3 separate regions of the Mus musculus genome follow, and all the other regions are linked to region 1. Evidence: chromatin loops called from intact Hi-C (ENCODE). Cell type or tissue: heart. All regions are shown on one strand. Region 1 has its middle 31 kb from the start of Emid1. Region 2 has its middle 12 kb from the start of Gm11963. Region 3 overlaps Znrf3 (zinc and ring finger 3).

What was found. Hi-C counts contacts between places; a loop is a spot of excess contacts. Peaks named below come from ENCODE experiments on the same cell type or tissue, not always from the same donor. Only the 100,000 strongest peaks of a DNase experiment are listed, where the experiment ranks them.
Region 2: a loop joins it to region 1, with 9 times the contacts of the local background. A loop is called at or near these places in 19 of 42 quality-filtered maps.
Region 3: it touches region 1 in a loop (9-fold over the local background); 14 of 42 quality-filtered maps call a loop at or near these places.

What each region holds. Positions count from the first base shown.
Region 1 is chr11:5,178,759-5,186,758 of GRCm38, reverse strand. No RefSeq gene overlaps it. Among named protein-coding and RNA genes, the nearest start is that of Emid1, 31 kb to the right of the region's middle. In heart, a CTCF peak has its summit at 4,726; a DNase peak (open chromatin) is centred at 4,708; H3K27ac peaks cover 1,440 bases.
Region 2 is chr11:5,470,304-5,478,303 of GRCm38, reverse strand. No RefSeq gene overlaps it. Among named protein-coding and RNA genes, the nearest start is that of Gm11963, 12 kb to the left of the region's middle. In heart, a CTCF peak has its summit at 3,938 (motif pointing right); no DNase peak of the experiment used is centred here.
Region 3 is chr11:5,286,659-5,294,658 of GRCm38, reverse strand. Znrf3 (zinc and ring finger 3) reads left to right here. Exons shown (of 9, transcript NM_001080924.2): 3 at 4,922-4,996; 4 at 5,502-5,633; 5 at 7,176-7,286. Among named protein-coding and RNA genes, the nearest start is that of Kremen1, 29 kb to the right of the region's middle. In heart, no CTCF peak of the experiment used is centred here; no DNase peak of the experiment used is centred here.

The sequences.
Region 1 (8,000 bases):
TATGAAAAAGAAAAGCTGGGGTCAGATGGACTGGACTGTCTGCTGGAGAAGCCAAGGCACCCCAGCAGCTCAGCATGTTTACAATACACATTTGAGCCGGAGGCAGGGTTATTGTATACAGCTGAACAGGAGGCAGGGATATTGTATACAGCTGAACGGGAGGCAGGGATATTGTATACAGCTGAACGGGAGGCAGGGATATTGTATACAGCTGAACGGGAGGCAGGGATATTGTATACAGCTGAACGGGAGGCAGGGATATTGTATACAGCTGAACGGGAGGCAGGGATATTGTATACAGCTGAACGGGAGGCAGGGATATTGTATACAGCTGAACGGGAGGCAGGGATATTGTATACAGCTGAACGGGAGGCAGGGATATTGTATACAGCTGAACGGGAGGCAGGGATATTGTATACAGCTGAACGGGAGGCAGGGATATTGTATACAGCTGAACGGGAGGCAGGGATATTGTATACAGCTGAACGGGAGGCAGGGATATTGTATACAGCTGAACGGGAGGCAGGGATATTGTATACAGCTGAACGGGAGGCAGGGATATTGTATACAGCTGAACAGGAGGCAGGGATATACACAGCTGAACAGGAGGTGAGGTTATTATATACAGCTGATCAAGAAGTGGAATTATTACACAGAACTAAATAAGGAGGCAGGGTTTATGATGTACAACTGAATGAGGAGGCAGATTTAGTTCATCTCTGTAGGAGCAGGCTCTGTAGGGGAGCTGGCTGCAGGCTGTAAGCAGCCGGGCAGAGAATGCTACGTAGACATTTTCTGTGCATATTGTCAACATTCACCCTTGACCTGAGGAAGGCTTTGGGTCCCTGTGAGCCTTCTTGCCGCAGAAGGCCTTCTACTCCATGGAGCTAAGGCACTGGGGTCCTTGGCATGGCCACGTGGATGTCAGCAACACCTAGTCACGCAGAATGTCGCTCACTTTCTGCACTCACCTACTGAGCCCACCCGGTGGCCGGTGTTCAGGAGTGTGCTTGTTTGGGGAGACAGGGTTTCTCTGTGTAGCCCTGGCTGTCCTCGAACTCACTCTGTAGACAAGGCTGGCCTCGAACTCACAGGCATCGGCCTGCCTCTGCCTCCTGGATGTTGTAATGAAAGACAAGCACCTCAGCGAGTAAAAGCGCTTGTCCCACACCTGACAGTCCTGGGAGCCACATGGGAAAAAGGGAGCAGCAGTCCCCACAGGCTGTCCTCTACCCACACAGACATAAGTTCCATGGTGTGCCCGTGCACCCCGCCCCCGTAAGTGTAATAACATTTTAAATGTAATAATAAGATGGCCACCAAAATTTCCACCAGCAAGATGACAAGCGGGTAAAAGTGCTTGCCACGCAAGCCTGGCACCTAATGTCAATATGCAGAACCCATGAACTCCCAAAACTTGTCCTCTGGCCTCCACATGCATGTGCATACGAGTGTGTGCGCGCTCGCGCGCGTGTGTGTGTGTGTGTGTGTGTGTGTGTATGTGTGTGTGTGTGTGTGTGCGTGTGTGCGCACGCGTGCGCACAGAACATTTTCAAAAAGAAACTTCAATTTTCCAAAACTTAGATGATATCATAAGCTACTGTGTTGACTTTTGCCCCCCAATAGTGAAGCACATGTGAGAGTCCTCCACCCAGGAGCCATGCAATAGCAGGCGCCTGCCCACACCCACAGGCCTTTGCTTGCTCGCAACCCTGCTGTTCACTACTTAATCCCTGCGGCAACTGCACGGATTAGGTCTTGTTTCTGTCCCCACTCAGATGGGAGAAACATGGCTCTGAGAGTTTAAATATCTCATCCATGAAGCACTAGAATCAGGCCTGACCCATCCTCCAGCCTGCTTGGTTTCCTGAGAGACAGCATGGCTGAGTCTGGGTTGTGGGAAATGGGAAGGAGCAATAGAGCGGGGAGCTGAGGGGACCCCCCCACCCCCAACACACACACACACACACACACACACACGCGCACACACACACACACACACACACACACACACACACACGCGCGCGCACACACACACACACACACGCACGCACGCACGCACACACACACACACACACACGCACGCACACACGCACTCGTGCCTTCCTGTGCATCCTGGCCCGAGAGAGCCCTAAGGAGAGAGGCTCTCCTCCCACAGTCTGCTCTGCCTCGGTCTCTCCTCAGGGGTCTGCCCAGCAGCTAGGGCAGCTGGCTCTTGGGGTTGTCTGTTCCCGCCCCACCCCCAGCTCCAAGCAGGAACCCAGACCCAGGACAGCTGGCCGCCCCACACTGTTTTCCAGAACCCAGGTTCTTTTAATTATAACCAGTTTGCCATCCTCAGCAATTCTTTGTTTCCCTCTTCTAATACCCGTGAGTTGGACTCCGCCCCCAGAGCCTCCCAGCCAAGCCCTGGGTTAAAATCATTTCCTTCCCACGCAGAGACCCCTCCAGTCTGTTAGTCTGTTAGTGGGTGAGGCACGGCGGGATTAACCACAGGGCCCTCTCCATTTTTGGTTATTTGCTAAGGCTGGGACTCTCCCTCCCAGAAACTCTCCTAGTCTGAGTCTATGACTGGGGACAAAGCAGAGCTGAAGAGTGCAGGACATGGGCTTGATGTCACACCTTGTGCGTGTAACATTAGCCAAATCACCTTCTTCTGCCAGGGAAACCAGGGATTTCCTACCAGAGACACATGACTGCGGACCTAGACTCGAGGGTCTGCTGCTACCGCTGGTTCCCAGACTCCAGTCAAGTGACCTTCTCTTCCAGCCCCTGAGCGCCTCCCACCCCCACGCCACTGCCCATGTGGTAAATTGGTTGAGCACAGCCTCATGTGGTGCACCAGAAATCCCTACATTTGGGAGGCTGAGAAAAGACGTGAGTTCAATCCCAGATTACGCCCTGTTAGTCAATGGAATACCTCATATTTAACTTGGCCGCTGCAGGCAATACCTGTGCTTTTTCTTTTTCTGATTTTGTTTGTTTGTTTGTTTGTTTGTTTGTTTGTTTGAGACAGGGTTTCTCTGTGTGGTCTGGTTGTCCTGGAACTCACTCTCTAGACCAGGCTGGCCTTGAACTCAAAGATTTGCCTGTTTCTGTCTCCCTCCTAAGTGCTGGGATCAAAGGTGTGCACCAACACACCCAGTCTTTTAAAAGTTTCATGTGCACTGGTGTCTTGCCTGCGTGCATGTCTGTGTGAAGAACTGGAATTTTATAGACAGTTCATGTAATGTACTGGTTTCCCCTCCGGGTGCTGGGAATTGAACCTGGGTCATCTAGGAAGAACAGCCCTTGCTCCTTTCTAACTGCTGAGCCATCTCTCCAGCCCTGGCCTCTGTATTCTTAATACAGATAGATTTTAGCAGTAACTAAGGATCGAAGACAGGAGGGGACCTGTTGTCGTAATGGATACATGGCCCATAGTCCCTATTCTTGTGGTTTGATTGATTTTTTTATTTTTTTAAAAAAGGGATCTCATCCAGATGAGACTGGCTTTGAACTTGCGATGTAGTCGAGGTTGGCCTTGAACCTGATTCTCTCCTATTTCCATCTCCTGAGTTCTGGGATTACAGATTTGTGCCTCCATGCCCAGCCATCAGTCCCTATTCTGCAAATAAGAGCTGAGTCACAAACCAGACTTCATGGGACTTTAGGTGATCTTGTTCTGGGGCAGGGGAAGGGAGGGGGCTGGCCTTGTATCGGATGACAAGATGACAAGCCAACAACACGTCCATAAGGGCAGTGTGCTTCTGAGAAAAGAACTGACCTGGTTCCTGTCAGTGACTGCTTTCCCCTCAGTGCATTCAATACATGCTGTGTGTGTGTGTGTGTGTGTGTGTGTGTGTTGGGCAGGAATGCCATGCTGTGTGTGTGTGTGTGTGTGTGTGTGTGTGTGTTGGGCAGGAATGCCATGCTGTGTGTGTGTGTGTGTGTGTGTGTGTGTGTGTGTGTGAGAGACAATCAGAGGACAACTTGCATGTGTTGGTTTTCTATTTCACAAGGTGGTTCCTAGAGTTAGAATTCAAGTTGTCCGATTGGCAGCAATCTCCTTTACCTGCTGAGCCATCTCGGTGGCCCTCTCCACTGCACCCGGGGCTGGCCAGCAAGCCAGGCCTTCCTGCCTCTGCCTCCTCAGGCCTGGGCTGCTGGTGTGAGCAGGTGTCTGGCTTTCTTACATGGGTGTGGATCTGGAACTCGGGTCTTTATGCTTGCTCAACAAGCACTTTCCCAGTTGAGCCAAACCCTCAGGCCCACAGCCCCACGGAGTGTCTCCTGCCTGCCATCTCAGGGCTTAATCTACCTTGCTGCTCCTGTTCCTTCAGAGAATTGCATTATCATTTGCTTCAGTTAAGGCAGTGGTTCCCAACCTTCCCAGTGCTGCGACCCTTTAATACAGTTTCCCATGTTGTGGTGACTCCCCAACCGTAAAATTGTTTTCATTACTACTTCATAGCTGCTGTTACTGTGATGAATCTTAGTGTAAATATTTTTGGAGCTGGACGGTTTGCCAAAGGGGTCTCGACCCACAGGTTGAGAACCACTTAATTAAGGGCCCAACCACAGAAAAACTTGAATGACCTTCATCTCCTTCAAGGCCCCAGGTGGGCAAACAGACGGGGTGAAGCACCTGGCCCAGCTGGCAGCCATGCTCAAGACCTGCAAGGCGCTGGCAGCCTCCACCCTGCAGAAGCCCTCGCCTCTGCAGCCTTGCTCACCAGCGCCTCCCTGTGGTGAGATCTGAGATTGTGCGGAAATGAAAGCTCGACTCGAGCTTCCAGGTAACCTGCATCCTCCGTTGAAGTCTTGGCCTCCAGGTCCTAAGCCTGGACATTGACTTTGCCCTTCTCCTTCTCAGGATGACAGAACCTCTCACACTTGGAGGTCATTTTCCGTTGCTCTGACCTTATTGTTGTGGTGTATTCGCCCGAGAAGACTGCTCTGGTCTCTAAGTCAAAAGAAAGCCAGCCTGCGACTACACTGGGTGTTTGGGATCCCAGTGTAATCTGGAGCTTTTCTCAGCTGAGCTTTTATGCACAAAAACAAACAAACAAGCAAACAACCATGACCTGGGTTGACATACTTCAGTTAACAAGAACAGTTAGCCATACGTGGAACTTCAGAAGCCATAAAATAAGGTTAGTACTGTTAGAGACCTTCCCAGAACTAAGGGCTTTGATGGATTTGATCTTTGTTTATGTTTGGGTTTTGTTTGTTTGTTTGTTTGTTTGTTTCTTGAGAAAGCGTCTCTCTGTATATAGCCCTGGCTGTCCTGGAACTCACTCTGTAGACCAGGCTGGCTTTGAACTCACACACTCACAGAGCTCAGCCTGACTCTGCCTCCTGAGTGCTGAGAGTAAAGCATGCGCCATCACTGCCCAGCTGGATCAGGTCTTTGTTTTGGTGTTGGCAGGTGGTGCTGTCTGCATGCTGAGTCTTCCAGCCAGAATGGCACTTCCATCATGGAGTCAGCTGTGTTACAGTCTGGGACCTGTTACACTATAAGACTTATCACCGTCCCCTCACACTGCCCACGGGTTTATCAGTTCGTGTCTCTGTAACAAATAGCCAACAGAAACAAGGGGGGAAGAGTCTTTCCTTCATGGTTTCTGAAGTCCAGTTCCTTACACTGAAGAAGGCACAGTGGGGAGTTGTGGTTACAGAGGCGAGGACAGGAAAGGGTTCATTTAGAATGAGGCTTGGAGCCAGAGCAGGTTTTGAAGAGCACTCTTGCTGCCCATCAGAGAGCTCAGCCCATCAGCAAGAGCATGATCGTCCATGCCTCATCTGTGTTGCTGACACAGGTATCAGGACCTCTACAGGAAGAAATCACATTACATAACAGTCTTATGTCTTCCATATTTCTTCAGTTTTGTCTCTTAAAAACATTTATATTTGTGTGTGTGTGAGAGAGAGAGACTTTGTGCGTTTTTGTACACTGAATGCATGCACACAGCCAGAAGAGGGTGTCAGGTCCCTGGAAACTGGTGGTACAGGTGGTTGTGAGCCACCATGCGGGTACTAGGACCTGAATCCTCTATGAGTGCAGCCAGTGCTCTCTCAACTGATTCGTCATCTCTCCAGCACCATTGTCTTATTTATTATTGTGTGTGTGTGTGTGTGTGTGTGTGTGTGTGTGTGTGGTGGGGTGCTGGGGTGGCAGGTATGTGCATGTAAGTGTATGTATCTTCTGGAGGTGGACTTAGAGGTGGTTGTAAGCCATCCAATATGGGAGGGTGCTCAGCAAGTGCAGTTACTCCTACCTGCTGAGCCTCCCTCAGCCCCTTTAAAGAAGGCCTTGTTAGGCTGCCCAAGTTAAAGAGTGCACACGTGCATGACTGTGTGTGTATAGGCACTAAAGCCCCAGCTAGGCTGTCAGTGAGCACCTCTGGAGGGGCATGAGGAGGAAGGGGATTGGGGAGCACCAATGGAGGGGCAGGAGGAGCACGGGAGCATTCCCACTTTATTTGATGTGTTTATATGTGGCTCAAGTAGTTTGCATTTATGAACTACATGTGCCATTTTGAAAATACAATGACATTGATCTTTAAAAAGGATGGGAGGCACAAGAAAGCAAGGGCAATCTAAGTGTCCCCGTCATTCAGAAGAAAGCAGCCATGTGTGTTTCCAGAGCACCAAGGAGAATATGTGCCCTGCTTGGACAAGTCACCTGGAGGTGTTCCAAAGCTACTGGTCTGGACCCATTTTGCGGTCCTGCATTACTTATGCCACTGTCCTGCCTCACCCCAAGTCACCCCCAGAGACACCTGCTGAGACAAACAAAGCTTGTCCCCAAAGCCAGCAGAATGTTCAGTTACTAGACCAAAAGTCCTTTTCTTTGAAAACTACAAAATAAACATCTCCAGCCCCATCCTTCCTCCCCATGTGCTGGCAGTCCAAGTTTATGTCTTTGGAAAGAGAAAGGAGAACAAGAAAAGAGAGGGGGGAAAAAAGAGCTCCAGCAAGCTCCCCTGTCCTCCCAAGCAGATGGCACCAAGTCAGTAATGAACTCTCCACATTTGGGACGTTTGATCTACCAGTGGGTCTGCAGCAAGCGGGAAAGCTGCTGAGGGAGGCTTCAAGGCCACGGGATGCTCTCTGGAAGGATGCTGGCAGCGTCTTTTAAATTGAATCAGGCTCTAGGGACCTATCGCCAGAAAGCTTCCCACACCAACCCTCGAGGCGCAAACACAAGAGTGCAGGGCTGACTTGCAGCCTTGATGGTTTGTTAACACCTGAGGGACTGTTTCTGGCTAAGCAGGACAAGTATACGATTTCATTTAACCCTGAGGGGCAGCAGTCACAGTCAGGCCTTCTCTGGGGTGTAACCAGGGACTGAGAAGGCCAGCTGTCATCAAATGCACCCTGACTATGAAATTCTGTCACCAAAGGCTCAGCCTTCTCTCTCTCTCTCTCTCTCTCTCTCTCTCTCTCTCTACCTGGGACTGAGCCCAGAGAGCGGAATTTGTTCCTAAGCGTCCATGTTTGGCAGTTTTTTGTCTCTGTAACAAATATTTGAGGATAAACATTGAATCAAGGCTTTGTGGGGCTTGGAGATTTGGAAGTTTGGCCTGTGGTCAGTCAGCCCTGCTCTGCTCTGGGCCTGTGCAGTGCATCCCAGTGAGAGCTTGTGTTAAGGAAAAACCTGCTCACCTTTTGGCCAGGCAGCAAGAGAAGAAAAGGGGTCAGGTTTGCAACAAATCCCCTTCAAGGACACACCCCAAATGACATAAAGACCTTCCAAGAGGACCTACCCTTTAAAGGTACCACCACCTCTCAATAGCAACAAACGGGGAAGCCACGCCTTCCACACATGGCTTTGGGAGGCATTGCAGACCTAAACTGTCAGTTTAACTGTGGCTTTGCCTCCATGGTCAGTGTCATCTCCACAGAGGCTGCTAGAAAGAACCAGACTAGAAAGATGGGGGTGAGAAAAGGGGTTCCACCTGTGCTATGGGGGAGCCACCATCCATGGTGGGTGAAAACTTTCCAGTCTGCTGCTA
Region 2 (8,000 bases), 290 kb before region 1:
CTGTGGCCTCCACTCCAGGCAGGTGGCCAAGGATGTTTGGCGGGGCAGGTGGGACTAGGCACTAAGTTTAGGGCAGGTGGAGAGATGGAGATAATAAATTGGTAAGAGCGCACTTTTCCAGGTGGGGGATATCGCCCCCAGCAACTGTGCCTAGAAGGTAAGTTGTAAAGTAACAACCTGTGTGTGCCTTTTATCCAAGGATTCGGGGAAGCCGGGTGGGAGCTGGGATCATGGTCAAAGGCAGGTAGTACAAAGGGCCAGAGTGCAGCCCGTCCCAGGCAGAGGCGGTGGCATTTAAAACTACGTGCAACGTGTGTGTAGATCAGAAGAAAACTTAAAGAAGCCAGTTGATTCCAGAGATCAAGCTCAACTCCTGAGGCTCAGCAGCAACCCGCCCTGAGCCATCTACTCTAGTGAGTCATTTGATCTTTCACTTGCCCCTTGTCTGGAATGCAGATGAGATGGGAAAGATGGAGCAGCCGTCTTGTGACCACGAAGGGATGGGTCCAGCATGACAGTGGTGAGGGTCAGGGCTAGGTGGTCAGAAAGGACAGACAGATGTGAAGTGAGTTTCTGCTGGCAGCACACAGCCACAGCTCACAAGCCCAGAATGCCCATTTCTGGGTTTTTATCATACGGGAAGAGCCAACCCATTCTTTGGCTGGGTTTTCGGCTACAAAGCCAAACCAATCAATAGCTGGTAGAAAGGCTGAGCTACAGATATATTTTAAGCTGGGGCACTACACGTGGCTCTAGGGCCTGGAGAGATGGGAATTAGAAGCAAATGCTGAACTTGTATCAGGCCAGATCACAGAGCCTTCTGGGGAACCCAGGCCCTGGGCCTTAGACCGAGAGTGCCATCCTTCAAGATAAACAATGTGTAAATGAATCATTTTAAAGGAAAATTCTCCTGCCTTTCTCCCCACATCCCATAGTAGTCACTAAAAGCACTTTAAATTGTTGTTTGTTTCTACTGACCAGCTTTAGATTCACTATGTAGTTCCGGAAGGGATTGAACGTGGAGCCTCCTGTCTCCATCTTTGGAGGCCTGGAATTACGGGTGTGTGTTACCACTGCCAGGACAAATAGTGCTGGAGATTCAGTGTTGAGAGACCACATCTTCTTATGTGTAGGACTGTGGGTCTAGTATGTAGCAATGCAAGCATGCACACACACACACACACACACAGAGTCAATTTAAGATTGTCTGGTGGCACACCCCTGTGATCCACTCATAGTGAGACTCTGTCTCAAAAACAAGAGAAAACAATCCAGTCTCTACCATGCCAGCCACTCTTCAGACACTCGATAATCAATATTGGTATATTTGCATGATTTAGGTTGCTTTTTTTTTTTTTCAGACGGGGTTTTGTTTTGTAGCCCAGGCTGCCTTCAGATTCAAGGTCCACGTGCTCTGTCTCCCCCACGCTGGGATTGCAGGTGTGTAGTTACACTCAGCTTTCTGGTGCCTCTTTATAGACAACATTCTCCTTACAGAACACCCTGCTCAGGAATGGTGAAAAGACACTGGACTTAAACATGGGTTTACTCTGTGCCCTGAAAGTCCACTCCTTGGCACAGGGCAACCAGTCAATGTTAGACCACAGCCATGTTCAAGAACCTTCTAAGCTGCACCTGGTGGCACTTTAGTCCCAGCAGAGACAGGAGAGGTAGGCAGCCTGATCATCATAAATTCTGGGCCAGGCATGACTACATAGAGACACACCCACCCACCACCTACCCCCCCCCCCAAAGAAAGAAGAAACAATTTCTAATTTTATGTAGAAAGCCCTCGAACTGAACCTAACTCCCCATCAACATGATACAAGACTGCTATTAAAAAGTTCAGAGGAAAAAAAAAAAAAAGTAGCCAGGTGGTGGTGGCACACGCCTTTAATCCCAGCACTTGGGAGGCAGAGGCAGGCAGATTTCTGAGTTCGAGGCCAGCCTGGTCTACAGAGTGAGTTCCAGGACAGCCAGGGCTATATAGAGAAACCCTGTCTCAAAAAACCAAAGAGAGAGAGAGAGAGAGAGAGAGAGAGAGAGAGAGAGAATGCTGCTCTGAAAAAAAAAGTTCAGAAACAGCTTAGGTCACAGTAATGAAAGGATAGAAAGGATAATGTTCACTTCAAGGTAGCTGCTGAGAGGCAGGGGCATGGTCTGCCTTTTCTTTCTTTCTTTTTTTAAAAAAATATTTATTTATTTATTATATGTAAGTACACTGTAGCTGTCTTCAGACACTCCAGAAGAGGGAGTCAGATCTCGTTACGGATGGTTGTGAGCCACCATGTGGTTGCTGGGATTTGAACTCTGGACCTTTGGAAGAGCAGTTAGGTGCTCTAACCCACTGAGCCATCTCACCAGCCCATGGTCTGCCTTTTCACAGTAATCATGATTACCTGTGTTAGCTGACTCTGGTGGCCACAATACAAAAGTCCAGATGTAGGGTTGAGGAGCCAGTGGGAAGAGCTGGCCACTGAGGTGTCATGGCCTAAGGTTGCATTCCCAGAGTCCACATAAAGCCAGACAGGACAGTGCAATTCAATCATTCCTCTGGTGAGATGGGAGGTGGAGATAGATGCTCCCTGGGGACTCATGCCTGGGGCAACTCTGTAAGCTCAGTGGTAAACAGGACACCCTGCCCCAAGCAAGGTGGAGGGAGGGAGGGAGAGAGAGAGAGAGAGAGAGAGAGAGAGAGACCCTTTCACAGGGGTCATCTAGGAAAACAGATATTTACATTAGGATTTGTAACAATAGCAAAATTGCAACAAAAATAATTTAACGGATAGGGGTCACTACAGCATTAGGGATAGTATTAAAAAGGGCCACAGCATCAGGCACTGCTCTGAATGATGTCTGGAAGTTCAAGGTCGAGGCTCTGCCCTGACTTGGTGTCTGGTGAAGGCTCTGTCTATGCCTTCAGAAGGCCACCATCTTTCGGTTTGATCACATGGCCTCCTTGCTCTCACAGTGAGGATGGACAATGAGGAGCAACCCCGAGTTTCCAGGGGTCTCCGCTTCTGCTTGCTTTGGCATAGGCTAAGTTCAACAGTAAATGCAACCCATGTCTTATGGGCCAGATTCTCCCTCTGGAAATCAGGTTAGCCTTGGTCCTCCTGGTCCTGGGTGCTAGGATTATTAGTGTGTGCCAACTCCTTGGCTTGGCATCTGTTTTTTTTTTAAGATTTATTAATTATTATACATAAGTACACTGTAGCTGACTTCAGATTCGCCAGAAGAAGGCGTCAGATCTCATTATGGGTGGTTGTGAGCCACCATGTGGTTGCTGGAATTTGAACTCAGGACTTTCCAAAGAGCAGTCAGTGCTCTCACCCACTGAGCCATCTTGCCAGCCCCTTGGCGTCTGTTTTTTAAATGAATGGAATCCTATTAGAGCAGGTCATCCTCTTACGACTTAATTATCTAAATTACTTCTTTATAGCCCATCTCTAAATGTAGCCACTTTGTGGGGTTTGAGCCTCAAAGGTGGATTTCAGAGGACATGGGTATTCAGGCCTCGATGTGCCTTTGGTGAGTGTTTTAGAGTTCTTGAACTACTCGCTGTTTCTCTTCAGGAAAGTGGGGTGCAGGGGTACGTACCATCCTCTCAGCACTTGGGAGGCAGAGGCAGGAGAATCAGGAGTTTAGTCATCCTTGGTCATGTGTTAAATTTGAAGTCACATAGAAAGCTCAAGACAGTCTCATGAAATCCTCCCTCTCCCAAGCCAGAGGGCAGTGTAGTTTCTTCTCTTTTCTCTCCACGGCGGCGAGCATCTCGGAACTAAAAGTATAAGAGGTTAGAACTTCCCTACCATGCTGCCTCTGCTCTGGTGGCTCCCCTTCTCCCTAGGAATCCAGCCCTTCTCCACTGCCATACAGTTGGCTCAGAAGCCAATTTGGACACTGGAAAATGGTATCACATGCTGTTCTTTATTCGAACACCGGGGGGCAGTATAACCAACACATTGGAACACATTTGGTAACCTCGTTCCTGCTTATGTAAAACAAGTATAACTCTCTGGATTCCCTGGCTGCTTCTGAAACTTCAGCTCATAAAGTCAGGCTTCCTACCAGGATGGAGACACAACGGCCCATCAAAGAGTACAGCACTGCCTCACCTGTGAAATCTTGGATCTGTTGCTTTTGAATGACATGGATTATAAATATGGCTGGAGAGGTGGTGTCTTAGTCCGGGTTTCTATTCTTGCACAAATATCATGACCAAGAAGCAGTTGGGGAGGAAAGGGTTTATTCAGCTTACACTTCCACATTGCTGTTCATCACCAAGGAAGTCAGGACTGGAACTCAAGCAGGCTTGCTCAGCTTGCTTTCTTATAGAACCCAAGGCTACCAGCCCAGAAATGGTACCACCCACAAGGGGCCTTTCCCCCTTGATCACTAATTGAGAAAATGCCCCACAGCTGGATCTTATGGAGGCATTTCCCCAACTGAAGCTCCTTTCTCTGTGATAACTCCAGCCTGTGTCAAGTTGACACAAAACTAGCCAGTACAATTGACCCCTTGTCAACTTGACACACAAACACATCACTAGTAAGCCTAAACCCTTAATGTCTTATTCATCCCCAAGATCTTAAATAACTTTAAAGTCCCACAGTCTTTGCATATTAAAAGTTCAATCCCTTTAAAATATCCAATATCTTTTAAAATCCAAAGTCTTTTTACAATTAAAAGTCTCTTAACTGTGGGATCCACTAAAATAGTTTCTTCCTTTCAGAGGGAAAAAATATCAGGGCACAGTCACAATCAAAAGCAAAAATTAAACTCCAAATGTCCAATGTCTGGGATCCAACTCACAATCTTCTGGGTTCCTCCAAGGGCTTGGGTCACGTCTCCAGCCATGCCCTTTGTAGCACACATATTGTCTTCTAGGCTCCAGCTGCCTGTACTCCACTGCTGCTGCTGTTCTTGGTAGTCATCTCGTGGTACTGGCATCTCCAAAACACTGCTATCTTCAACTGTAACAGGCTCTCTTCATGATGCCAAGCCTCAACTCCTTTGCATGACTCCTTCAGTCCTGGGCCATCAATTGCAACTGAGGCTGCACCTTCACCAATGTTCTTCCATGACCTCTCACAATGCCGAGCCTCAGCTGCTCTGCGTGACCCCTTCATACCTTCAAAACCAGTACCACCTGGGTGACTCTTACACATTACCAAGTCCTGCTGCAGCACGAAGTAAAACCTTGGCTATCTCTGGAACACAGCCTCTGTGCTCTCAGAGAACCCTTCCCAGAAGATTTCACCTCAATGATACTGGTCTCTTCTTAATCACTGTTAATTTCTTAGGTCCAGATAACCAGCATCAATAGTCTCAGTAATGCCAAGTTTTCACTTTACTAGTTCTGGTATCTTGTTAATATCAGTTGATTCTTCAGCCCAGCTAACTAGAACCACAAAATAATCACATTCCAAAATAGCAAAGGCCCTGAAAAGAGTCTTTAATTTTCCCTCTGAATTTTCACAAGCCAGGCCTCCATTTTCTGCACTGTTCTCAACATTATCTTCCAAGCTCCTACACAACATCTCACAGAGCTCTTAACACCGAATGGATCTTCTGGCCCAAAGGTCCAAAGTCCTTCCACAGTCCTCCCCAAAACATGGTCAGGTTGTCACAGGAATACCCCAATATGCTGGTACCAATTTGTCTTAGTTAGGGTTTCTATTCCTGGACAAAACATCATGACCAAGAAGCAAGTTGGGGAGGAAAGGATTTATTCGGCTTACACTTCCATACTGCTGTTCATCACCAAGGAAGTCAGGACTGGAACTCAAGCAGGTCAGGAAGCAGGAGCTGATGCAGAGGCCATGGAGGGATGTTACTTACTGGCTTGCTTCCCCTGGCTTGCTCAGCTTGCTTTCTTATAGAACCCAAGGCTACCAGCCCAGAAATGGTACCACCCACAAGGGTCCTTTCCCCCTTGATCACTAATTTTAAAAATGCTCCACAGCTGGATCTCATGGAGGCATTTCCCCAACTGAAGCTCCTTTCTCTGTGATAACTCCAGCCTGTGTCAAGTTGACACAAAACTAGCCAGTACAGGTGGCATGCAATTGATAACCTGTCTGCTACTGATTAATGGATACCCAAAATGAGGGAAACTGAGGCAACCCAGCAGGTGGTAAGAAGGTCCTGAAAGTCAATTGCACCAGATAGCACACTCGCTGACCAAGGGTCTGCTGGGGACAAACTTATTATCCTCAACTTAAAGAACTCAAGATTCCTGGTCTGCTTTGTTGGCAGGAAAGTAAACTAAAGCACCAGGGGTCTATCGGGACATATGTGCGAGAAGGCTTTAAAATGTAGATATCGGGCTCATGATGATGGCGCACTCGGGAGGCAGAGGCAGGTCGCTCTCTGAGTTAGAAGCCAGCCTGGTCTATATTGTGAGTTATAGCTCAGCTTAGGGCTCTATGGTGATGCTTTCTCTCAGGAAAAAAGCTATAGGTGTCACATGTACCACTGCCATCCCCAGCCCAACTAGAGTGCTGAACACCAGAAATTGAGCCATATGTTAAAGATGCAGAACAAACTCGAGTGTGTGCCTGTCTGTTCTGAGACAGGGTCTTACTATTTTGTTTACATTGGCCTGACCTTATGATCCTGCTGCCTCTGTCTCCTTGGTAGTTGGGATTACAGGTTTGTGGCACTGCCTGGATAAACATTTCCCTTACTTTGTTTTTTAATCGTGTGAGAGTGTGTGTGTGTGTGTGTGTCTGTCGGTGTATCAGGGTCCACAGTTGTTATGATTCATGTGTCAGGCTCTGTGTGTGTGTGTGTGTGTGTGTCAGTGTGTATGTGTGTATGTGTGTGTGTCTGTCTGTCTGTCAGTGTGTCAGGGTTCACTGTTGTTATGATTCATGTGTCAGGCTGTGTGTGTGTGTGTAAGTGTGTGTGTGTGTCTGTCAGTGTGTCAGGGTCCACTGTTGTTATAATTCACGTGTCAGGCTGTGTGTGTGTGTGTCAGTGTGTGTGTGTCAGTGTGTATGTGTGTATGTGTCAGTGTGTGTATGTGTATGTGTGTGTAAGTGTGTGTGTGTGTCTGTCAGTGTGTCAGGGTCCACTGTTGTTATGATTCATGTGTCAGGCTGTGTGTGTGTGTGTCAGTGTGTGTGTGTGTGTCAGTGTGTATGTGTGTATGTGTCAGTGTGTGTGTGTGTGTCAGTGTGTATGTGTGTATGTGTCGGTGTGTCAGGGTCCACTGTTGTTATGATTCACGTGTCAGGCTGTGTATGTGTGTGTCAGTGTGTGTGTGTCAGTGTGTATGTGTGTATGTGTCAGTGTGTGTATGTGTATGTGTGTGTAAGTGTGTGTGTGTGTCTGTCAGTGTGTCAGGGTCCACTGTTTTTATGATTCATGTGTCAGGCTGTGTGTGTGTGTGTCAGTGTGTGTGTGTGTGTGTGTATGTGTGTATGTGTCAGTGTGTGTATGTGTGTGTGTGTCGGTGTGTCAGGGTCCACTGTTGCTATGATTCATGTGTCAGGCTGTGTGTGTGTGTAAGTGTGTGTGTGTGCCTGTCAGTGTGTCAGGGTCCACTGTTGTTATGATTCACGTGTCAGGCTGTGTCAGTGTGTGTGTGTGTGTGTGTGTGTGTGTGTAAGTGTGTGTGTGTGTCTGTCAGTGTGTCAGGGTCCACTGTTGCTATGATTCATGTGTCAGGCTAGCTGGCCTGAGACTTCTGGGGATTTTCTACCTCCCATCTTACAGGAGCACTGAGACTGCAGATGCATCCCACCACATCTGGATTTCACGTGGCCTCTGAGGTGGCAAACAAGTTGACATCCTCATGCTTGTATAGCAAGCACTTCACTTACTGAGACATCTCCCCAGCCTGCCTTTTCTTCTTTCTCCTGTGCTATTGAGACGGAAACTCAGGACCTTGTCTGTGACTGGGCTGTTTGCCTGGCCCCAGACTTTCAGGATTAATGATCAGGACAGCCACTCTGGAGAACTGTCAGCATTTATTTATTTATTTAGCTTGT
Region 3 (8,000 bases), 110 kb before region 1:
GTTTGTGTCTTCCTTGAAGTTCCTATGGCACAATTATTTGGCTGTCTTAAATTGTTCACAGATGTAACTGTGTAATTGAATGTTTTCATACCAGTAACCACCATTTCTGTTAAGTTGTGGATGTACGTGTTATTTAGTTATTGGCTACCAGAGCAAAATATCAGTCCTTCCACCTACGAGAGTAAGATAGGAGAGAAGGGTTGACAATCCTTTCATCCAGGCTGCATACCATGGAGCATTGACCCAAACAAAGCCTGCTTCACAGCAGGAAAGGTCTATGCATTGCTTTGGAAGACTTTCTAATGCTGGGCAGTCTGGAGATGCCCAAACATGAATATGCTTCACATGCGTCACAGATAGCTCTAGAACATGCAGAGCTTCCAGATGAAAGCAGCCAGGAAAACAGATCATTTCGGGAAAGCCACTCTAGATACAGGATAAGCAATCTTGTGTTCTTCACCTCTTGCCCTATACCCCTGAACTAAACACCAACCTTCCTGGTGCTGCCCACAGGAGTGGTATTGTTCCACAATCATCACATGCAGACGACGTGCTCCATAAGGACAAAGATCTGTCACTGTCTTCTGTTCAGTGCTATATATGTTCCCAGGACTTAGCACACGTAGTAACTGACTAATAACTACTGTTGAACAGCTAAATTAGTAAATGGTAATGCAAATGGAATTAGACCATTCCTCACTGCTATGTTAATTATGTTGAGATGGCCTGGGGACATCTGTTTTGTTAGGCCTTATGGAGTATATAAATGCAACCTATAACATCTACCTTTTGACCCCTAGGAGTCTCTGTTATCCACAGAACATGTATAGTACCTGAGTGAGGTGTTTGCCTGTAGGACCACTCAGATATTTTAAGGACAGGTGCCACAGAGAACATAGCTATCTCTTGCCTGCCTATGTTGTTCATTTATGTCATCTTACTTTGTCATTAGTACAATTGAATGAAATCTAAGAAGCATATTCTGTGAAGATTCTTAATAATCTTCCTGTTTCTTTAGTAGTATTTCTCTATCTTAAGGAAATTGGAATGAAAGTCAAGATCCATTTAATGTAATAGTAGAAAACAGAAATAGTACAGATATCAAAAATACATGAGAAGGATCCAGGCCTAATGGTGAAGGACGAGTGAGGTCCAACTACAGCCCTCCAAAAGGAGTAGTCTATGAAGGGACATATCATCATTGGCACACACCTTTAATCCCAGCACTCAGAGACAGAGGCAGGAGGATCCCTGTGAGTGGAAACCAGTCTGGTGTGTACCTAGTAAGTTTCAGGACAGCCAAGGCTACATAGTGAGAGATCTTGTCTCAGAAAAAGCAAATTTACAGCATGTGGTCCATACCTGTAATCTCAGCACTTGAGTTGCTTAGGCAGCAGGATCATAAGTTCAAGAGCAGCCTAGGCTACAAAATAATACTCTCTTTAAAACAAACAAACAAACAACAACAACAACAAAACAGGGCTAAAGAGATGCTACTGACTGTTCTTGCAGGCGATCTGGGTTTCCATTCTCAGCGCCACAGAGGAGCTTACAACTGTCTGTAACTCCAGCTCCAGGGGACCCAACACCCTCACAGACATGAATGCAGGTAAAACACTAGTGTAATACAAACACATAATCATAGACACACACCCACACACAAGTTGATTGGAACTCTTATATGTTAGAATTTCCCATAAGTAGCTGACACATACATCAGCTATGGACAGCTTGTTACCCTATCATCCAGAACTCAGAGCAATGGTTTGTTACTGCCCTCTCCTGTGAACCCAGCTTGCCAGTGACCCTCCCCTGGCCAGGGTCACCAGGCTGTCTTTCCCATCCTTTCTTTCAGGTAGCTTTATCTTGAGAGTTTTTAAAGCATTAGGGGTATAGTACTATAATATAAATACTGGTCACAAGACTGGAAATCTTCTACCTAGGTTTTAGATTAGTTTGAAATACAAATAGGCAGGAAGTTGACTAGATAAAATTGGAAATTATCTAAGATAAGAAAATTCACTCAAAGAATTTGACCCTTCAGGTTTTTAAAATTATATTGAGTCAGGAGGAAAAGTGTAACCAAGCAATATTTGATGATTTTAAGATAAAACGAAAAAGAAAACTCCGTTTGTAAATGAAGATTACTCGTGGCCTTTTCTTGAGGATTAAGCAACTCAGGATTACATCCCCTGCCGTCACAGTCTTTTCTAAAGCCATCTCTCAACAGGCAAGATTTCAATAGGATCTCCTCTCATCAGTTCTGATATGTGCAGGAAATACAGATTAATTCAGTAACATATAATTTTTGTTTTGTTTTTTTGAGACAAGGTTTCTCTGAGTAGCTCTGGCTGTCCAGAAACTCTCTGTTGACCAGGCTGGTCCTGAACTCAGATTCGCCTGCCCTTGCCTCCTGTGTGCTAGGATTAGTGTGTGCCACCACCAACCAGCTATTTTACATGTTTTAAAAAAAAAGTTTCACATGGTCCAAACTTCCCTCAAACTCTCTATGTTGCTGGGATGACCTTGAACTTTGGAATCCTCCTGCCTCTACCTCTCAAATGCTGGAATTACAGGCACCATACCTAGTCTTATGCAGTACTGAGGATCACTTTATATAAAGTGCTAGGGTTTCATGCATGGTTGGCAAATCTACCCACTGTGTTACATCTCCAGCCTCAATAAATATAATTTTAATATAATTCACTGAAAATTAAGCATCCCTCAGCCACAATATTTGCCCTTAGAGTCCGTGCATTAGTGAATTGTGCTGTAGATGGAATTCAAGCAGTTTATTCTCTACCTGCCTGCCTCACCAAAGAAAGCAAGTATGCTTTAAAGCATCTTCTGTAAGGCTGCAAGTGGAGCCCAGTGTAGAGCACATACCTGGCATGGATGAGGCCCAGGGCTCACCCCCAGCTCTGTGGTGTCTGTCCTGAATGGACCGTGCCTCTGGAACGAATGAACATCCATGTTCCTATGGAACAAGAAATGCTGGGAAGCCCAGGAGGCCCTCTGGCTGTGAGTTTCCCTGAGGCACATTCCAGGAAGGCATTCCCTACCCAGGTGCTGCAGTCACTGCCAACCTCTCCAGGTGCACCAGCATCAAAGCTGGAGGAACAAGCACTCCCAGTCAGGACATCCCTGAACTCACACTCCCACAGGGACTCTCTGATATGCTGGAGCCCTGGCTGAAAGCAAGGTTAAAAACATCAGAGGCTCTCTTTATTTCGTCCTCTAGGAATGGAATTTGTGAAGAAGCCTAGGGTACCACTGGGGCAGAAACACTAGTACCTGCTCAGAAAGTCTCTGAGCTACTGCCCTAGGGAGCTTAATGGAAGAGAACAAACTTGCCACCTAGGCTTCTGCAGGGCCATGGCTGTTCTGAGGTTGGGACTACAGAGATTCAGTGACTTATGTACGATGCAGTGATAGAGCACTTGCTTGGCATAAACAAAGCCTGGGCTTGACCCCCCCACACACACACAGCCCGCGCTATCTAGAAGAAAAAGAGACACTGAACCTCACTGGTCACTTGGGATCACTGACTGTAAAACAATGAGGTGGTCCTCAGGCAACTTTCTGATTGTTCAGCCTCAGTTAGTTTTTAAGGAAGCTGCCCATAGGGCAAGGACAAATTCTATAGCACCGTACCCAGGATTCCAGGGTTTCTTAAACTACCAAGGAAAATACTTTATCCCCAATATCACCGAATTTTGACTTGCTGGTCCTAAGTTCAGGGAATTGGCTTAAAAAGCAACGGGGTGACACTGCCCTCTAGTGGTCCAGTAAAGTATTTGCCCGTTGGGTTTGTGCACCTGTCAGCACAGGTTATTTCTGTGGAAAGCATTTGGATTTATTCTCATACTCTTGGGCCCATGGTGATGTGACTTCTGAGCACTGGCTGAAATTGCCCATCCGTTAGCTGTTTTGGGAATTTGCTTTGTTTTCCCTGTATTTTTTTTAGAGTGGCTGTCTCTGTTACAAGAGTTCAAGTCCTAAAAGCAAGGATCAATCTCGTGTCTCTTCTGAAGCCTCAACTCTGTTGTTCACTTAGCTGGAGATAAAATTAGAAAGTTCATTGAGGTAGAAAGGAATCTTTTCTCCCTCCCTGCCCCAACAACAAAAAAATTCTATCACTTCTCATTTGTTTCTAAGCCTTCTTGTCTTGTTCCTCTGACCTCTAGTTTTCCAGCTGGTAGGATTATCTGAGTCCCTGAGAGCTTACAGAACTCAGCTTCCTGGGCCTGCCTCCAGCCCCACTGAACCAGTCTCTGTGGTTGGAGCCAGGAAATCTGCTTTACAAACTTCCCAAGTGGTTTTTGATGTGCAGCCTAGCTTGGCAGCCAACTGCTCTAAATCCCCACTTATTGTTTATTATAACTCCCCCCCCCCCAGACTCCAGAGGTCTTCATCTTGTGTCACAAGTTAAAAGTGACCATCTTGAGATTCATTCAGAAATAGTCAACATGCTATCTTAACTGGATGGCATGGGAAGGAAGAAAGGACCACAAGAGACAAACCAAAAGCATTTACTCTGGTTGCCAGGGGCAGCATGTTTATAGCAGAAATACCAAACCAATACCGCTGTGCTGGCTGGGCAGGCTGCCCATCTATAGTCTTGTTTTTAATGTTCCAGCTAGATCGGGGGTCGGGGAGAGACAGGCTTCTGCAGGAGCCAGTGACTCATTCCCACCCATTCTAAGTCTTCAGGCTCTTAGGAAGAGAGGACAAAGTAGGTGGCATTGTCTCCTGTTTTGCAGATGAGAATGCCAGAGCTTAGGGAAGAGGATCAACTTGCTCAGGGGCACAGACATTGCTTGTTGTCCCGTTGTGCATTCTGAAGCCATGCCTGATTTATAAGGCCAGTGTTGGCAGTCAGAGGACAGAGTTGCTAACCTGCTCTTTTTCACTCCACCAGGCCAAGAGAGCAGTTCAGCGGGGAGCTACTGCAGTTATCTTTGATGTATCTGAAAATCCAGAAGCCATCGACCAGGTAAACCACCACTACAGCCAGTCCTACCATCTGCCGAAGAGGCATTTGCTTTGGCCATCTTGAGTGGCAGTGTTTTGACACCCTTGTCTAAGATCCTTGTACTTGTCTGCTGAAGTACTCTGTCTGTGTTTGAGTATCAGGTATGATACCTGAGAGAGGCATATGGAAAGGAGTTGTGGGTGGAGGGTTAGGCATGAGGGACATTTTCAGAGTTTCTGGGTTTTGGGGTAGCTCAGCCCATCTTAAAACAAGTATAGCATCCTATCCTAGCCTTTCTGGAAACCCCAAGGCTATAATTCTTGAAGACTTCAAGGATTCCCAAATAGAGATGTAGCATTCTTTTCTTCCTCTCGTGTGTGTGTGTGTGTGTGTGTGTGTGTGTGTGCGTGCGTGTGTGCGTGTGCTTGCCCTTGCATGTACAAACCAAGAGCTCTACCCCTGAGCCCCATTCCAAATCCTCTTCTTAGATAAGCATGTCTTTAACTGTGCCGCTCTTCTTTGTCAGCTAAACCAAGGCTCAGAAGACCCTCTTAAGAGGCCAGTGGTGTATGTGAAGGGTGCAGATGCTATCAAGCTGATGAACATTGTCAACAAGCAGAAAGTAGCTCGAGCAAGGATCCAGCACCTCCCTCCTCGAGTGAGTGGCAGCCTCTGTGTTGTCCTGTCTGTGCTTTTGTTTCCTTTGAGCTTTCAGCCTTCTCATCCCTGTATCTACAATGCTGGTGTAATGTAGGTTCCTACAGGGTGAGCTCAACTATGGCACAGGAGGACAGAGAGATTTTCACCCATGTTTCTTTATTTGTAAAACTGTGTAAAAGCTTATGGAAACAGACACTGTATGCTATAAAGTCTGGTTTCTCCAACCTGGCATAGCCCCTTTGCAGTTCATTCTTTTAAGGAACAAGCCGAGAAAAATGAAGGATGACACTGTAGCACTTGGCTTTCTTTGTTTCCTTTTCTCCATCTGATCTAGAGATGAGAAAAAACCTATACTTCCTCCTTTCAATCATATAGATTACTCACTTGAAATTCCCTGACTCACAAATAAGAATGTTAAGAATTACTCAAAACATTAGAAATTACTCAGGCCTCATACTGACATTTTGGTGACAAGTAGTGGCCAGACGCCTCTTCAGTGTGCTGAAGCAGTATTACTGCCCACTGATACTTCACCCCAAGAAAAGAAACCAGGGAAGCATGCAGAACTGACGTCATCTCCTCAGCCTTGGACTAAAGCATTCTAGAAGTCTGGGGCTAGTGCCCTGCGTATGTTTTCTTTCCTCTCCACGGTTACTGAACTGTTCCTATGTGGGATGATTCTTCCCTGTACCAAGTATCTGGGTAGCACAGCATCTCACTAGGGTCCTCTTCTTATTGGCTAAATGCATGTTTTAGGTGAAGTAGCTTCAGGTGACAGAAGGCACTGTTCTGCACAGAAGAGATAAAGACAGCCGGGTGAACCTCAGTTGGTAGAAGGCTTGCCTAGTATCCACAAAGTGTGAAGGTCATTCCCCAGCACTATATAACCACTATGGTGGCACAACTGTGATCTCAGTACTTAGAAGGTGGTGGCTATAGAGTTAGAAAGCCATGGTCATTTTCAGTTCAGCTAGGTAGAAGACCAACCTAGAATAAACACTGCCTTGCACCCCCTACATCACCCCAAGAAAAGAAACAAGGGAAGTTTACAGAACTGGCTTGCTGGCTTCTTTTTGAAGGAAAGAGGAACATTGGTAAATGTGACTCATTGTAGTCGAAGCTGATATTTGTGGAAGAGTGTACAATTTTCTAAGTTGTTGTAAACCATTAAATATATCATTAGTAATCACTGGTCCCTCAAAACACATCACTCCTTTGTCTATACTGTGATATTTGTGTTTATAATCACAGTTTAGAGGGGCTTTTCTCACTAGTTATACCAAATGTTGCAGTGTTTTAATGGGAGGCCAAACTCAACAAATGGCTCTCTCAGCTACTAGAAAGAAAGCCTTGGGCCATTTTAGCTCCCCACCCTCATCCTGGCCACACTAAAGGCACCATCACTGTGCATGTGAGCTTCCTACACACTGAGGGACCTGTCCTCATCCTTCTACTCCATTTCCCAACTAGGACTGACAACCATGTGCACACCAGTTAGGCCAAAGAGAACATGGTTCATGGCATTTGTGTTCTATTCTAGCAACCCACCGAGTACTTTGACATGGGAATTTTCCTGGCCTTCTTCGTCGTGGTCTCCTTGGTCTGCCTCATTCTCCTTGTCAAAATCAAGCTGAAGCAACGTCGTAGTCAGGTAACCCTAGGAGTGACCTGTGAACCCCATTACCCTGTTCCTGATGACAGCTGGGGAACCAGGTGTAGTGGCACACTCTTTTAATCCCAGTACTTGGGAGGCAGAGGCAGGTGGGTCTCCGAGTTCAAGGCCAGCTTAGTCTACATAGTGAGTTCCAGTAGAGTCAGGGCTGCTACGCAGAGAAACCCTGTCTCTCAAAACTTAAAAACAAAAAAAAGAAAAGAAAGTTAGGGATCTGACCAGCCTGTTGTCTATGGCACCCAAACTACCTCAGTGGCTTGGAGGGTACCAGACCTCAAGTACTGAGCCCCCATGTGGAGAAGAGCAGGCTTGTCCACAAAGGCCTCAGCATTGAGGGTGTTCCAAACTAGTATTTTGAGGGAACTGTTTAAATAAATGCTGCTTTGGAGCATGAGACCTTGCTCCTTTAGTAGATCTGAGGTTGGTAGAAATAAAGACGGTCAGGCTCCTAGGTCTTATGATGAAATTTGCCTCTGCCAGGTCCATCTGTTAAATGTTGATGAACAGGTAGCTATAGCTAGTACTCTAGCAATCCCATCACTGTGGCTTACAAGAGAGAAGTACCTATAGGCAGAGGATGGTGAGAGGGAAAGCAGGAGACTAGACTTTGAGATATGTGGCGGTGTGACATCTTGGGAGAAAGGGCACCTTAGATAGTGACTGTCAAAAGGAGGTTACAGTTGTCAGGAGGGT